Linked DNA regions of Homo sapiens: all the other regions are linked to region 2. The links are chromatin contacts, found by Hi-C or POLR2A ChIA-PET in ENCODE. All regions are on one chromosome and are shown on one strand. The core of a region is the stretch at or near the end of the contact, and the rest is flanking DNA. Distances in the headings are between cores, read along the strand shown. Region 1 has its middle 35 kb from the start of LINC01254. Region 2 holds the start of LINC01254 (long intergenic non-protein coding RNA 1254). Region 3 overlaps APCDD1 (APC down-regulated 1).

The links. Hi-C counts contacts between places; a loop is a spot of excess contacts on that map. ChIA-PET counts read pairs that join two places held with the same protein, here RNA polymerase II (POLR2A). Pooled maps may share reads with other maps.
Region 1: a map of ascending aorta shows a loop between it and region 2 (2.1-fold over the local background). The contact joins the enhancer-like site here to the promoter of LINC01254 in region 2. A Hi-C loop is called at or near these places in 2 of 168 maps with a recorded cell type or tissue (CD14-positive monocyte and ascending aorta) and 1 of 50 pooled maps. POLR2A ChIA-PET finds 5 or more read pairs at or near these places in 3 of 52 experiments (Caco-2, MCF 10A and activated CD4-positive, alpha-beta T cell).
Region 3: a map of Panc1 shows a loop between it and region 2 (5-fold over the local background). The contact joins the enhancer-like site here to the promoter of LINC01254 in region 2. A Hi-C loop is called at or near these places in 1 of 168 maps with a recorded cell type or tissue (Panc1) and 1 of 50 pooled maps. POLR2A ChIA-PET finds 5 or more read pairs at or near these places in 1 of 52 experiments (A673).

What each region holds. Positions count from the first base shown.
Region 1 is chr18:10,377,587-10,380,570 of GRCh38, forward strand. No RefSeq gene overlaps it. Among named protein-coding and RNA genes, the nearest start is that of LINC01254, 35 kb to the right of the region's middle. Within about 2 kb of position 1,290, at least 2 of the 41 ENCODE cell types and tissues checked have a DNase peak (open chromatin) inside an H3K27ac peak, as active enhancers do; they include CD14-positive monocyte, where a contact is called at or near this core.
Region 2 is chr18:10,412,855-10,415,832 of GRCh38, forward strand. It overlaps LINC01254 (long intergenic non-protein coding RNA 1254), which reads right to left and starts at 1,516. Exons shown (of 3, transcript NR_110775.1): 1 at 1-1,516. The region is part of intron 1 of LOC105371988 (a long non-coding RNA gene); the gene reads left to right. RefSeq lists an enhancer at 867-2,066.
Region 3 is chr18:10,474,685-10,477,475 of GRCh38, forward strand. The region is part of intron 3 of APCDD1 (APC down-regulated 1); the gene reads left to right. Among named protein-coding and RNA genes, the nearest start is that of APCDD1, 21 kb to the left of the region's middle. Within about 2 kb of position 1,369, at least 6 of the 41 ENCODE cell types and tissues checked have a DNase peak (open chromatin) inside an H3K27ac peak, as active enhancers do; they include A673, where a contact is called at or near this core.

The DNA.
Region 1 (2,984 bases), core at 40-2,539, 35 kb before region 2:
GTGTGGCCAATACTTCTTTACCTTTCTGGTGTTCAGAGACATTTCTTCAAGTGAAACTGTAGCCTTGCCTGAGTAGACACTTTGTGGAATCTGAACAGGCGATCTGCCCTCTGCCCTTTCTTCCTGGGGAAGGGTATGGTTTTGGACTCTCAAAGTTCTGTCATCATACTCTCTGTCTCCTTATCCATCCAGCTTCAGCCAGTTCTCTTCACCACTTCCAAAGCGAGGATGAAAATTCCACCTGCTCGTCAAAACTCAGCCAGAGCTCAGCCTCCCTCCAATGAGAAAATGTCCCCTGTGCTACAAGCTGAAGCCACAAAGACCAGTGTCAACGGAGGAGACCCTAGTGCCCACAAATAAAGCCCAGCACTGTACATCCACGTAAAGTCCTGTGAAGTCAGAAGTAAGGGAGAAATTAAGGATTTAGTAGGGTCCCACAAAGTCTTTGGAACCAGATCTGATTGTTTCCTTTAGTTAAATTCACTCAAACATGCAAGCATTTGTATAAACATCAATGTTTTTTTCAGTGATTCTGTGGGATTCCTAAAATGTGCATCTCTTTAGTCTAAGATGAAACACTGGTTATAGGATGAAAAAAATTAAACATGCATTCTTCAGCTCTCAGACCTCAACCACAAACTGAAGTCCCAGAAAGAGTCATTAAATCACAATGTGTACTTAAAATAACAAATTTGAAATAAAAAATGTTCCAAGACATTAAACTTCAAAATGATCTCTGACTGTAATCCCTTCTGGACTTGGATCTGGACATCATTTGGGTCCCCTGAAAACATCAAAGGATAGATTGGCAGGGCATCCCAGGAGGGGACACAGCAGTCCCTGCTGAGTGGGAACATAGACAGCCGGGGTGCTGGGCTCCATATGGGACGTGCATTCCTAACAAACAGTTCGCGTGTGGACATCAGAGTCCAGAATCAGCTATAAAAGTATATAGATAACTTTTTCTTTCTTTTTTTTTTTTTTTTTTAAGATTTTGAGAAAGTGGAGGAATGAGCATAAGTGGGTTTACCTGGGGCTGTAAAGAGGACTTCTTTTCAGGAACCCAGGAGGACCAAATCAGGTCTGTTTCCCCAAAGCGCAGAGAGGTCCTTGAGGCCGTGGTTCTCAATTCTAGAAAAGGGATATGTGCATATCAAAGTCATCTGGAAGCCTTTTCCAAACTTCTACTCTGCCCCTCTGGGGAGATGGAGATTTTCAGGCTTGTTCCCACTCCTGCCTGAGAAACCCTGCCTTAGCAGAATGCCAGCTGGGGTTATAGACTTCACCTCTGCAGAAAAGGAGGAGCAGTGACTAAAGTACATAAAACTTCAGAAGACACAGCTCTCCCCAACCTACTGACTCATCATATCCAGCAGATCAGATGCATTTTCATAACTTCCTAGTAATTACATTTATATTCAAAAATAATTACTTTCTGAATTTAATTGTTGGCTGAGTATTTACAGTCTGTCAGAGGAAATCCAAAAGGATATTGCAAGATGAGGAGGTGTCCTCGCCTCTATGCCAGGCCAAGTCCCAGGTCAAGGCCGGGCTGCCAGAGTGGGGTTGGGGAAGTGATAGAAGCAGAAACTGCATCTTAAAAGGACTGCTTACAGAACGAGGTGCTCGCCAGAAGCAAAAAACAAAGGATGGATGACAGAGCTTCCTGCAAATGTTTGAAGCACTATTGTGGGCAAGAGGGAAATGCTTTGTTTTGTTTGGTGCCAGAGGATAGAATTAGAACAGACAGGAAGAGTTTCTAAAGACCCAGACTTTGCATCAACGTGAAAAGAACATTGTAACAGTTGTTCAGAAAAGCAATGGTCATCTTCTAAGAAGGAAGGATGCCACCTTTGAACTTGTTCAGGAAGTTCACCTGTCAGGGATCCCAGGGAAGACACTTCTGATTGGGATCAGTTCAACCAGATGACCTCCAAGATTCTGTGTAAGAGGTGAATTTGACGTTTAGAAATGAGCCGTAAAGAACCAGGGCGGCCAGCTTTCCATGCTGAATGCTGGGGGAGGGGAGGAAGAGGGTTGATTTGTATGTGTGTCTGCAGGATGAGTCTTTTTCTGAGTTGCCAAGTGAGAATGCTGGAAACATATTCCTATTCTGTTCCGTATTTGTACAAACAAATGTGTTTCCACTGAAACTTATGTAAATATGTGCTTACTAATGAATGCAGTCACCCCAAGCACTGACTAACCAAACTGACTTCCTTTTTCAGCTCAAATATCTAAGCCCAGTTGTTTTAAACGTTAATCAACTAAAAGAAAAAAACTGAAGTCCACATTTGTCTCAATTCTTAACTATAGAAACTAATGATAACAAAGTCATGTACCTTCCAGGTAAACAGGGCGAGAGATGTGGTGGGAAAGGTAACAGTGCATCATGAGAGCACTGTACGACAGAGCCCACTGTTTAATGGAAAACACCCAGTGGCACTCTCCCATAGTGTACACACGCACCTTGACACTTGTCCCTCTAAGAATCACAAGAATACGCATAGGGCTAGGTCATTGTGAATTCAATAGGCACATCGGCCACTGGAAGGTGAAGGGTAGCCATGAGGGCCATTTTCACCAGATGAACTCCAGTCTCCAAAAGTAAATAGAGTAGAAAACCATTTATCCAACAGTCTAAACACTAGAAACATCCACACACAGGGATCGTTATATAGGGACTTAAAAATGAGCAGTGACTTTAAATTTTTCACCTCTATGGTAATGGAAGAATCATATACAATGGTTTGTGGGTGATAGAGATGTCATAATCTGTGGATTGCAAATGACCTGTTACCAGGAGTTACCCAGGTAACATTGTCTAAGTATAGACACATGTCTAAGTATAGAGACATGGTGAAGTGCCTCCTAACAGAGCAGAAGTGACCCCATCGAAGACTACTTCTTGGGGAGGATTTCACACAGTTCATCATCAAGCAAAGATCATTGCCTTCTGAGCAGAAGAGACTCTAAATAAATAT
Region 2 (2,978 bases), core at 266-2,765:
TCTCTCATTACAACTCCAACAATGCCCCATCTATGGGCTCCAACAATGCCCCATCTGAGCAGTAGTGCCTCAATAACCATCAGCCCATCTCTTCTCTATCTCACCAACTGACAGGGTGGATACAAAGCCTCAAGCTGTGTCCACACATTCCCCACAAAAAGTGTTACATGGGCAGAGAGGAAAAGCCATTGGCAGCTGGGCCTTCCCATTTGTGAGCAGAGTCTGCCAGCCTCCTCCAGCTCCTCTGCAGGCTGAAGTCAAGACCCAACAGGCCTGTGCCAACGTCGTGTCCTCTCTGTGTTCAGGCTTGGCGGTATCGCATTCCTGGCATAATTTTCCATCCTTGTGCCTGCAAGGCATTACTGTGTGGGAACGGCACCCTTGCCTAATGATCTTGGCCAAATCCAGTATCTCTCATTCACATGGGTGCCCCCTTGCCCCCAGGATAGCATAAAAGGTGGCAGTTGAAGCTGAGTAAACAAAAATAGAAGATGGAAAACGTTTCGGTCCGGTCCCAACCTCAGGAAATCCTGCATCACGTTTGCTGTTCTGATCTAGAAGAAAGGTTGACAAATCTTTCCTTAGCTTTTCTCAGCTTATCTTTTTCTTAGCTTTTCTTAGCTTATCTCAGGATGGTGGTGTTAGGTTTTGCTGATGATGGGATCCCAACTTAACTCTTCTACAAATCTTAAGGCAAAGTGAAAACGCTTGTGAAAATGCATGGTATTCCTGAGTTCAGAACTTCCTGTCCATCCTCAAATCACCAGCCTTCTGCAGAGAATCACACAGTGGGTGTGATTCTGCCACCAGTCAGCTGCCACCAACGATGACTGGCCACAACAAAGCTGAATGACATGGGGCATATCACACCAAAGGACCTCTCTTTTGATGCTAGTATTTATCTTTGAGCCTTGCCTCTTTTAGAGGTGGCCTACATGACTTTAGTCAGTTCTGGCCCTTAGAGATCTTTCTTATGGAAATCTCCAGAACATTCTGCACACCATCATGCCTCATGGAATTGTGGCCTGGCAGACATTAAAATACCCGTTTTTCAAATAGAGGAAGTGGGTTCTTTGAAATGAACAGAATTCAGAAGCACTCTGCAGCATCTTGGAAATGGTGGCAAAGCAATTATTTTAAGTACAAGAGGCTGTTTTGATCTTGGGAATTACCTGTGAAGGCCCCGTCACAGGCTCTGCTGGCCAGTGGCAGCTGTGCACGGATGAATAACTGCTGCAGGCCTGTGTGAGCTTCTGCATGGCTGGAGCAGCACTGTGTCCCACAGCAGGTATCTCCTGGTGGTAGAAGTGGTGCCCTTCCCTTGGTTAAGCAGAGTGTGGACTGGCCAGTCTCAAGCTTCCCTCAAAAGTTCTTCCATCACCAGATACCTGGGTTTCTCCTAAGGCAAGGGATGCTGACTTTCCATCACAAAACGGAGCACTGCGGAAGCTGGGGAGCAGAATCTCAATGATGCCCACAGGGGGCAGGCAGAATGCCACCACTCGGCCAAGAAGGCGTGTTTGGCTACGACAGCCCAGAGTCCAGAGCCACGGCACTTCCGGTTGCTGTCCACGCGGCTTCTGCTGGTACTCAGCCACCACGCCCACCAGAGCCACCGCACTTCCGGTTGCTGTCCAGGCGGCTTCTGCTGGTACTCGCCCACCACGCCCACCAGAGCCACCGCACTTCCGGTTGCTGTCCAGGCGGCTTCTGCTGGTACTCGCCCACCACGCCCACCACGTGGAGTCTAGCAGCTCTCCCTGGTTCTCCCCAGCTTCTCTGTAATCCTTCCTCCACCTGGCAGCCGGAGGCATTCACTTAACATTTAGTGTATCATGCCCTTCCCTTGCTTGCCCTGTAAAGGCTTCCTCACATCCCTCATAGAATTCAAACTCCTCACCCCGAGGCTCAGCCCTCCACCTGTGGCCCTGCCTCGTCTCCATGCCACTTTGAAGCTCACAGGTGACCTTGCTTTTCCTTCAAGTTGCCAGCATTCCCTCATCATAGAGCCTTAACTCGCTGCTCCTTGCCCTGCAAGTCTTGTTCCCTGATTTAACCAACACGAATAGGGCAAGGGATTTTTGGCATCCAACTCATCTTCCCTGATCATCGTGTAGCTGCTCTCTTTGCTTTTCAAATCTCAGGGCCGGGCACAGTGGCTCACACCTGTAATCCCAGCACTTTGGGAGGATGAGGCAGGTGGATCTCTTGAGGTCAGGAGTCCGAGACCAGCCTGGCTAACACGGTGAAATCCCATCTCTACTGAAAATGTAGAAATTAGCTGGGCATGGTGGCAGGCGTCTGTAATCCCAGTTACTTGGGAAGCTGAGGCAGGAGAATCATTTGAACCTGGGAGGCGGAGGTTGCAGTGAGCCAAGATCATGCCACTGCACTCTAGCCTGGGTGACAGAGCAAGACTCCATCTTAAATGAAAATAAAAAGAAAGAAAAATCTCAGCATAGGGGCCAGCCCATCAGACAGCCCCTTCCCGATCATCCACACTGACCCAGCTGTGCAGCCGCATCGCCCGGTTCTCAGTCCTCGCCTTGCACTGACACTGCACGCTCTTTTCTGTATTCATCTGTTCTTGTCTCTCCCAGGAAAGCAGGCCTCTGTTGTATCCTTCGTGTATAGGACTGTACTGGGGGCATGAACACAATCACTCTTTTTTGAAGAATGAATGAATATATAGAACACTATGGCCCCTTCTCCCCAGACTTCACTGCACCTGACACTCTCAACACAGGCACAATTATTTATTTGCAAACTTGTAGGAATGTGAAATCTGCATGTTGGTGCTCTCCTGGCCCCACACAGGAACTTAGCTTTCAAATGCAGGCGTATGACGTAAATGTCTATTTAACCGAGAAGTGGAAAATATGTTCTGAAGGCACAATCATAAGGACAGTGTTTTTGCCTTCGGATCTTAACACCCAGCATTCTATTCCTTAGGTGTCCTGCTGAATACCCAATTCCTT
Region 3 (2,791 bases), core at 119-2,618, 62 kb after region 2:
CACTCCTGGGTGTGGCTCCGCAGATGGAGTCTGAAAGCCCAGTCAGCATTGTTAAGGCTGGCGCCCAGGGGTACTCCAGGAGGGGACACTTCATTCCCGTCAATGTCCCTCTGCAGACCTGTCTGTGGCTCCTGGAGGGAAAATGCCCCACAAGTGAAAATTATTAAATATTGGCATGGCAATTAAAGACAGCAATTGTAAAGCTGACCTTTTTAGAATTTAACACCTTTTGGACAAATTGGCAAGTATGTGGACTTCAGAAACGGTAGCCAATCCTGGAAGCCAGTTCTGCTGTCATCAGCCGTGTGGCATTGGTAGTTATCTGACCTACTGGAGACTTCATTTTCCTTTTCTGTAAAATGGCAAAAATATAAGAATCAATAGGGTTAATGTGCAGAATCCTGTGGGCATCAGGATAGGGCCTGAATGCAAAGCTCCATCTCTCTTAACCTAGAGTAAGTCGCCCTTCTGGGCCAATGGCTCAGAGAGGAATGAAAATGACAATGTCGACTGACCAGGGAACATCAAAGTGTTTCATGATGCCTAGCCATAAAACACTTCCTCCCATTTTCTCCTCCCTGCTCTGCTAAGGCAGTTGTGGGAACATTTACCCAGATTCTTAAGAAATAGACTCTTTAAATCCCAGGCCTGATTCCTTGATGACAGAAAATTAAGGTGGAAAGAGCTTTAGGACCTTAGATACTACACGAGACATATTGTTAAGTAGGAAAAAAGGAAGTTATAAAATAGCGTGAATAATATGATACCATCTGCATAAAACTAATAATGAAAGGAGAAGAAGAGGGACTCTTTGCAAAGGAATCAGATATTTATGGAGGAAATTAATGACTGCCTCAGAGGAAGTGACAGAGTTGTCTATCTGGGATTGTCGGACAGAGACTTCACTTTTGGTACCTGTTGCATTTTGTGCTGTGATCTTCTATTACCTAAGCACAGTCATCACAGAAAATTTAGATTAAAAAAAAAAAAAAGCAAGCAAACACTCCCAGACCCAGAGGAATGCTGTGGCCACAGATGCAGGTGGCAGCCCAGCTGGAAGGAGGACCCAGGCTTCCTGAGCCAGCCTAGCTGCCTCGCAAGATGGCTGAGGGGGGGGGGGGTCAGTGGAAGGCCGAGTGGCTCTGGTAGCTGAAAGGGTCCATTCTTCTCTTGTCTCTCGCCTTGTACCTCTTGGCCTGCAGTGTGCAGCGGAGTCTTCAGGAAGTTTTCAGATCCTTCCCCAGGACAGCTCTGAGAAGGAACAAAATGGACTCAGCCATTGGTGTCTTTCCAGACCCGGGCACCAGAAAGACTGGGCACTGTGTGCCCACGCGGGCCCAGCCACAGCAGGTTGTCCGAGCTGTCTGTGGCCGCCAGCGGAGACAGGAAGAAAGGCTGGGAGAACGTCTTCAAAGACCGTACACGCCTGCCCAGGAGAGGCTGGAACCTCCTCCTTTGAACTCTTCTACTTCCCTAATTGCTGGTCCATAGAGACCAAGCTGAAAATTAGTTTAAATGCTAAATTGAGTTTCAAACCACGAGCCTCAGCCCCTCTAGAAACAGGACACCGTGTAAAAATAGAAACTTTAAGTCAACTTGTTTTTCTAAGCTTTATACAGCTTTGCTGTGAGGTCCAGAGTCCTTTGGCAAATAAGTGACGTTTGAAGAGATTCAGGTGTGCTGGGAGGGTTCATTCAGGATGGAACTGGCTACTCTTCATTATAAAAAAGTCAAGACAGCGTAAAGTAACCCTGAAAGAAGATGCTTTGCCTGAATCAAGTTTAGCGTCAGAGCAGCCATAATCCTCTGCCGAGATTCTTCAGAACTATGCAGTTGGAGGGGTAGAAGCCAGGCTCATTCTTTCAGGGATGGAATCAAATGGTAATTAAAAGCAAATGATTGCCAAGGTCGTTAGAGATGCCAGAGCCTCAGGATCAGACTCGTAAGCAAATGGAATTGGTCTTTCTCCAAAATCCTGCACTGATTTAACCACAGGATCGTAAATCAAAGGGGCTGTCTGAAAACCAGACAGCCTTCCCCAGGCTGTGCATCTGAAATACTCGATCCCAGCACATGTACAGCAGGGGAGCTACACACGGGAGGGAGAAAAGCACCGGGCTTTGGGAGTACCTGAGAACTGCAGAAAAAGAGCATGCTGTGCTTTCTCTCTCAAATTCTTTAGGAGCCGCTAGGCTGGAGCCAGCATATGTTTTTGAGGTAGCTTGCCTCTCAGAGGCTTTTTAGAGGATGTGTGACCTGTGCAGCTTCCTGATGTCAGTGACACCATGGGGATGTTGAGTCAGGTGGTCTTGGAGCCTGGACTTTTCAGCCTAGCTGCAGGAGCCAGCATGGAGGGACGTCTCCTGAGCATGTGCTTGGTGTGGCTCCTGGGTGGGTGGGCGGCTGCGTCTCTGGGGTATAGAAGGAGCCAGGTGCTTGTGGAAGAATTCCATACCACTTTTCTTTCTGCTAGTGTGGATTTGCAGAGGTGATGGGAGATGGACGAGGTGGTGGACAACCAGAAGTTCAAGAAGTCATGACCTAAGACAGTTTCAAGAACTAGTCTTACAGGAAGGAGAACCCTAGAAGAAAACTGTGACTGCTCCCTGGAGCCAGGTGTTTCCTATAAGGCAGCAAATGTTGCACAATTCTATGAAAAAACAGAGCTGGCAATTGGGATAGGTTGAGGGGGTCTTGACCCTGAAGGGGTTGCTTTTGTGGACCTTTTATCTGGGCCGAGGTGTGCAGTGTCACAATCACTGGGCTACAAGGCTGCTGATAGACACTTCTA